3 separate regions of the Homo sapiens genome follow, and regions 1 and 2 are each linked to region 3. A link is an interaction called in ENCODE POLR2A ChIA-PET data of the cell type or tissue named here. Cell type or tissue: Panc1. All regions are shown on one strand.

The links. Peaks named below come from ENCODE experiments on the same cell type or tissue, not always from the same donor. Only the 100,000 strongest peaks of a DNase experiment are listed, where the experiment ranks them.
Region 1: POLR2A ChIA-PET joins it to region 3 with 5 read pairs; 4 of 35 experiments call an interaction of 5 or more read pairs at or near these places.
Region 2: POLR2A ChIA-PET joins it to region 3 with 6 read pairs; 1 of 35 experiments calls an interaction of 5 or more read pairs at or near these places.

The regions. Positions count from the first base shown.
Region 1 is chr5:40,615,897-40,618,396 of GRCh38, forward strand. The region is part of intron 1 of LOC105374737 (a long non-coding RNA gene); the gene reads left to right. Among named protein-coding and RNA genes, the nearest start is that of PTGER4, 63 kb to the right of the region's middle. In Panc1, no CTCF peak of the experiment used is centred here; no DNase peak of the experiment used is centred here.
Region 2 is chr5:38,589,572-38,592,071 of GRCh38, forward strand. All of the region lies in intron 1 of LIFR-AS1 (LIFR antisense RNA 1), which reads left to right. It also overlaps a transcript of LIFR not described here. Among named protein-coding and RNA genes, the nearest start is that of MIR3650, 33 kb to the left of the region's middle. In Panc1, no CTCF peak of the experiment used is centred here; no DNase peak of the experiment used is centred here; H3K27ac peaks cover 1,220 bases.
Region 3 is chr5:40,553,478-40,555,977 of GRCh38, forward strand. No RefSeq gene overlaps it. Among named protein-coding and RNA genes, the nearest start is that of PTGER4, 130 kb to the right of the region's middle. In Panc1, no CTCF peak of the experiment used is centred here; no DNase peak of the experiment used is centred here; H3K27ac peaks cover 1,608 bases.

The DNA of each region.
Region 1 (2,500 bases), 62 kb after region 3:
ACCCTGAATACCTAGAAGAGGCTGAGACAGAGCTAACTACCATGGGCAGTCCATAATATGCAAAGCTCTTTACCCCACATACTGCCCAGTTTATTTCTTTCCCAATCAGTTGTGTACACATGATGTTCTTCCTTTCCCTTTTTCCTCCTTTAAATTGCTACGTTGCACAAATAATGTGTTTTAGTCATCTTTCTGTCGCTGCAATACAGTGCTTTGCAATAAATGCTTATTGAATTAAAAATTCTAATTGGAGACTGTGCCATTAATACAGGTCTTTTTATTGCAAATACAGGAAGGTCTATTTATATAAACACAAACTAGTTTTAATAACCTGCTTTGGTAGGAGTTTCGTGCAGTAAATTGATTGTTAGAAGGCCATATTTTAAGCCTAATGTTTTGTTTATAACATTCTAATAAATAATAGGTGTCAATAATATGAATATTAGTCTGTAAAATTATGTTATTAAGTACTATTTAACTCTCACAACCTTTCCTTCTTATTCCAATACAAAAAAAAATGTGGGGCAAATGAGGATTTAGCAATTATGCCTCTTATTTCTGCTCAACAAAAACAAAAAAATTAATTTAAATATATGTATTAACGCTTTTCATATTTCAAAATTATAATTTCTCTTTCAAAACAGAATGACAGCAAAAGGATTTCCTTTTATTTTCTAACCAATCCAGATCGAGAGAAAACTAAACACATTTCCCACAGCACCTCCAGCCAGTAATCTTCACAGCTACTGAATTTTATCTAAATACATTTTCCTAAGACAGAAAGTAAAGAAATCAAAAGGATTTTTTAAGTCAAAAATACTGTACCCCAAGTTCCCTGGTCATTTATGTTAAGTACAAGAAAGGAAAATGTTTGGCATCCAAGCTTCCGTCCCCACTTCCCTTTATGTGTGAAAAAGTTCTCTCATTACAGTGATGATATTATAATAATAACAATCTGGAACCGTACATGTGTTCAAAGCACTCACACACATTATCTCCATCTAACTTCCATAGCAGACATATGAGATCACTATTATTATTATCCCCACTTTACAGATAGAGAAACTGAGAAGTGAAATAACTTGCTCAAGTGATTCACGTAGTTATTTCGAAGGTCTGAGCTTACAAGCACGCACACTGGAGCCATCTTTCCTTATATAACTCTGTTAGGTGGGTAGAAGCAGAAGTAAAGTAAATTTTTTTTCTTTTTTTTTTCTAAGCAAGTAAAATAATTCAACTGAAAGTTTTCAGGAAGTCCCTCCCAAAAAGGTTCATTCATGACCAAACTATTATAAAAACTCTCCATGTCTAATGATTCCTATCTTTAGTGGCTGATCCATTTATCTTGCTTCTAAAATTTCCTCTAAATAGTACATTTTACTCAGGTACTAGAGTTCTTTCTCAATTATCAAAACCCAAATTCATTGGCACACATAATTTAAAATATTTATATTTCCAATTATTTGATTCACATTGCACAGAGAGATGTTACAGGAATCCAAACATGAAGAATCTTTTGGATATAAGAAAATAGATAAGATCAACAACCAGGAAACATCTCATTCAGTTTTTAGAGTGTCTAATCTTAATTCCACAGGGAAGAGAGTTAGGAGGATGGTTTATGCTATACCCACACATGGGGGGAAATGAAAACCAAGACATACAGGAAAAATGTCTAAGATTTTTAAATTATTGTTTTTGTGTATATGAATATAAGTGATTTCTCCTCCTTTCTGTTGTTCTCTATATTCGTTTTAAAATAGAAAAAATAATCCTTATTTTACAAAATTTAAGGCACCATCAATTTTTTTCATTTACTTTTTTTTTTTTTTTTTTTGAGACAGGGTCTGGCTCTGTGACACAGGCTGGAGTACAATGGCACAATCTCAGCTCACTGCAACCTCAGTCTCCCAGGTTCATGCGATTCTAGTGCCTCAGCCTCCCGAGCAGCTGAGATTACATGTGTGCACCACCACGCCTGGCTAATTTTTGTATTTTTAGTAGAGAAAGGCTTTCACCACGTTGGCCAGGCTGGTCTTGAACTCCTGACCTCAAGTGATCCACCCACCTTGGCCTCCCAAAGTGCTGGGATTACAGGCCTGAGCCACTGCACCCAGCCTTAATTTGCTTTTGTTAGCCAATTTCAATGATGTATAAAGTACAATTTTACATACAATAAAATCACCAATTTTAAGTACACAATTCAGTTAGCTTTGGCAAGTACATTCAGTTGTGTGACCATCACCACAATCATGATAGATAACTTTTCCATCATCTCAAAAAGTTCTTTTCTGTCCCTTTGCAGAGTCTCTTCACCCCTGGCCTTAGACAACTACTAGTCTGCTTTCAATAACAATAGTTTTGCCTTTTCTATAATTTAAAAATTATATAATGTGAAGACCTTTGCATCCAGCTTCTTTAACTTTTAAGATTCATCCATGATGTCATATGTATATTCATAGTTTACCCTTTTTTGTTGCTGAATTCATTATATGGACAC
Region 2 (2,500 bases), 2.0 Mb before region 3:
GGGAAAAGGGTTAAGGATAAGATTTGATAACCTTATTCCATTAAATAATAGTATATGGAAAGTACGGAAATGGGATTTTAGAATTATTAAAATTTAATTCCCAAATTAGAGTTGCAATAGCAAAGGGTCAGAAGGCAGAGAAGAAAATGTGTGTGTGTGTGTGTGTGTGTGTGTGTGTGTCCTCCCTCCTTCTTTGTCCTCGAGCAGAAAGTAGCTCCACCACTTGTAAAGGGAGTCCCTAGAGAAAGGAAAAGCCCTTAGCTACATTTCCCAGATTTGGAAACCTGGAAATGCTAGAATTGTGAGGGCAGGGTGTGGCAAAATTTCTACTTTTCACTGTTTAGAAACTCTCTTATCTAATTGGAACCAAACCATCTATGTAGTTAACTCATTTAATTCTTACAAACCCGGGACACGGATCCCATTTTGATTATTCCTACCAAACCAATGGTTTTTCTAAGACATAATTTACCAAGTAATTTATCAGAGGTGACTTAGTAAATGCAGGACCTAGAGTTAGCCTCAAGTCTTTTCTATTATTTTCTCTTCCTCTCCTGAATACAGAAATATAGGCTTTGATCATTTACATTCTCTGAACAAATTATTTCCACATGAGAACAGATTACATCCTTTGACTATGATGAGTAGAGACAGATCCTCTGGGGAGGCTGATTTGCAAGCTGGGTACTTGAAAATCCCCAGGGAGGACTGGTCAAAAAGCCAGAAGACCATACAAGCATGGGGGGAAGGGACTGGGAAGTAAGAGGGAGATGAAAGTAGGGAGGTGGGAAAATACTTGGTAACTTTTCCTTGGACCCTAGAGACCCGTGTACCATTGTAAACATCATTTGGGTATCTCCTTTGACACTGCCTCTGTTGTCTGTGCCTGGCATAACATGGAAAGGTAAAGCAGTGGTCCTGTGATATTTTAGGTAACTAAGGACCACCTATGACTGATAATCAAGAGGCAAATACTGTTTCAATGATGACCGTGAATAACAATTAGAAGAAGAGCTATTATTTATGAAGAGCTTATTGCATGTCCACCGCCACCATCATCATCATCAAAATTCATTAGCATGTATTGAGTCCTCACTATGTACCAGACACTGTTCCAAGCTCTTTGCAAGTATTATCCCACTAAATTTGTACAACTATTCAGTCAAGTAGATACCATTATTATCTCCCCTTTATAGAAAGCAGGAACTAAGACAAAGGCAGAAACATTACTTGTCCAAGCACACAGCATTCAAACCCGGGGATCTGACACCAGTGACTGCAAATGACTTACACATTTCATTCAAAAGATTGTTGTTGACTCCCTTTTATATGCCAGGTTCTATGAGGAGGTGGTGAAGCAATGTTGAGAAAAAGTTGACATAAATCCTGTCCTTATGGAATGTACAGTCAGCTGAGGGACAGTAGTCAAATGATGATATAAATAAATGTAGAACTGTAATGGTGCCAAGGATTCTGAAGGAAGGGCTTGCAGCACTGTAATAGTATCTGTCCAGAAGACCTGCCCTAGTTTCATTTAATCTTCACAACAACCCTATCCCTATTTTGTACATTGGAACTGCAGAAGCAAGGTTTAGGGAGAGACAGGAAAGCCCTCTAGGCACTTGCCTAAGGGCAATCTAGTCAAACCTTCCCAAGTTATGAATCAATTTTTTCACTCTGGGCCATGTCACATTTTAGTTGCCATTAGCAAATCATTTCGCTTAGAAGCCTAAGTGGTAATTATGTGCACATTAAGGGATCCAGAATACTGATTTTACTTTAGTACAACTCACACTTTTTTGTATGCAAAGATTTCCCACTGCTCATATAACAGACACCAGGCATTTAACTGACTGCTCACATGGGCATGCAGGCAAGAGGTATTCAGCTGAGGACTCCACACTAATGTTTTGGACTTAACGTTATGCTTTAACTTTTCATCTGTTTTGTAGAATGTAGAATTTGGCTTAATGACTATGTTTATTTCTGTTCAAAGCACTGGAAATAAAAGGTTTGTGCAGATGTTTGAAGGACACCATATAGACTATTCACAAACTTTTGTGGTCAGTTTAGCCACCATGGTCAGGCCCAGTGACTCACTCTAAACTGAGTTTTGTTGTTTCTTAAAATATTGTTTTGCTCTTGTCCTCAGGAAAGTTGGTGTATTCGTCACAAACATTGCTAGGTGGGAGAAGGGGGTGACAGGAGGTGGGATAATGTGAAACAGTCTGTGTGACGAAAGTTTGTTTCAACTTTCCTAGTTATTCCTAAGACTGTGTTTGACCTAAAGAGCATTTTGATCTAGAAGACACCTTAAATTGGAGGGTCTAGTGAAAACCTGCATGCTGTGAAGCAGAGAGCTGAGTCTCTGAGAGATTCAGTGATATCACCAATGCCCTGGACTGGTTGGTGGCACAGACATGCTTACCACTAACTCCAGCCTCCCAAGAACCACAATCCATAGTTCCTTAACTCCACTCCATGCTGACTCTTGGACTTA
Region 3 (2,500 bases):
ACTTGGGAGGCTGAGACAGGAGAATCACTCGAATCCAGGAGGCGGAGGTTGCAGTGAGCCAAGATCACGCCGCTGCACTCCAGCCTGGGCCACAAGAGTGAGACTCTATCTCAAAAAACAAAAAAGATGGCTAACAACAATGCTCCAAAGAACCTGTCTTCACACAACAGTAGGACTTCCCCAGCATATTCCTCACATTTTCTTTTCCAGAACAGGATCACATAGCCATCCCAGGTAAGTCACTGTCAAGGAGCAACAAGATTGTCGTAATTGCTTTACACCAAAAGTGACTTATATCCAGGGGCTGAGTGCATTGGAATGGAACATAAGCAACCAACAGAGTCTACCACAGGTACGTGTGGCCCCTTCCAAATCCAAGCATGTAATAGCGATCCTAGTATACAACTAAATGGTGGTAACTAAATACCTCTCCCCATTTTGTATTCCTCTCTTAGTCTCTTCCTGTCTTTCTCTGTTTCTGTAACACACACATACACACAAACACACACACACACACCCCAGGACTAATGAGCCATGAGGCCAGAAAGCCAGATAATGCCAAAAGACGTGAGTTCCAAAGCAATCCTAAGACTATTGCCTCCCTGCAGTTAAAGTGCCTTGTCCACAAATGTATGTGCGGCTATAAGCTTTCATTTTCATACTTTCAGTCTTGCAAACTACAATTGAAGCTGATGAAAAAATATGATTACAGGCTTTGGCACTTGAGTGCCCCCATGGATTTATCTGCATACTAACAGGTCCTTTCCTGCATAGAGAGGCACCACCTTTAATGTCAATAGAAAGAAACAAATGCCACTATTCATTGTCCTCAGCTAGGATTTGACAAAGATGAGTGGGAAAGCAAGAGGACAAAGACAGGAAAACAACTTTATTCTCTGTTGAGAAATGCAAAACTGTGAAGGAGCAGGTCTAAAGGTTCCACAGAGAACCCCAAATATCATTTTCTTCTATTAATTGCCTATCAGCCCTATCCAGCTCTCACTTTTACCAAACGCTGGCTAAACAGTTTCTGCAATCTACTTCACATCCCACAAAGATTGTGTTGGGAAAAGTATAAGACCTCTGGAATAAAAAGGTCAGAACGCTGCTCCAATCCCAAGATCAAAGAGCTCAGGGACAATACATACACCCCCTCACCTCTGTCAAATCATCTTTTGGACACAGTGTCTCTTTCAAAATAGGGGGCAAGAGGTCATACTTCTGTGTTAAGCATTGGTCCCTATTAAGTACACATATATTGCAAATTCATTCAAAACTGCTTTAGAGCATACATATGGCAATCTGGCAGATCAAGGAAGCTTTCCAGACTTGTAGTCCATATGTAATAAGAGGACATAAAACAAAATGTAAAACTGAAGTTCAAATAAACTTTGTAGTGGAAGTAGTACTTTCTGTTCACAGCTACCATTCTCATCATCAGTTATATCATCAAAAGTCCCTGACTGCATGACACCAAGCTGGATGCTTCATGTGACTCAGGACTGATATCAGCAATGCCAGGTGGTAGAAATAACAGGTAGTTCACCGAGCTGACCAGAGGCACACCTTTAGGAAAATTGCTTGAACTTTATAAGCCTCAGTTTTCTTATCTATAAAATTATAGGGAAAAGTCCATGCTACAAGGTTGGAATAAGACCAAGTCAAATAAAATGAAGATACCCATTTATTATCATATGTATAAATCAGGTTAAGCACTTCTTAGAAACATCTTAAATATTTGAGTCATTCAGTATAATAACTATTAACTATATGGGTGCTGAAAAGCCAAGAGGAGAGCCTTCATATGACACATTTTTGTGCCAATATATGTTTTTGCTAGTGTAGTACTTTTTATCCAGATTGTCTTTATACCCCCATTAGATTTGTTCATTATAAATTTGGGGCCAGGCACAGTGGCTCACACCTGCAATCCCAGCACTTTGGGAGTTCAAGGCGGGTGGATCACGAGGTCAGGGATCCAAGACCAGCCTGGCCAAGATGGTGAAACCTGTCTCTACTAAAAATACAAAAATTAGCCAGGCATGGTGGTGCGCGCCTGTAATCCCAGCTACTCAGGAGGCTGAGGCAGAGAATTGCTTGAACCCGGGAGGCAGAGGTTGCAGTGAGCCGAGATAGCACCACTGTACTCTAGCCTGGGAGACAGAGCAAGACTGCAAATCAAAAAAAAAAAAAAAAATTGGGACATTTTACATATTTATTTGGAAAAACTGAAGAATGAAAATGACATAAAATCCCATTGACAGTCTGTCAGCCAAGTGTAATTAGAAATTTTTCATACTAAGCTGCATATTCAAAATAAATCTCTAAAATTTAGTCAAATGCTTGGTTGAAACAGGAATTTAAATACTAAACTATTTGCCCTTTCATTTTCTTATCCTTTTCATGCTACATGAACTGGGGAGATAATCCATTGTGAAAAACTGAATAAATACCTCTTCCCCCTTTCTATGTCTCTCTTTCTACCTTTCTGTCTTTATGT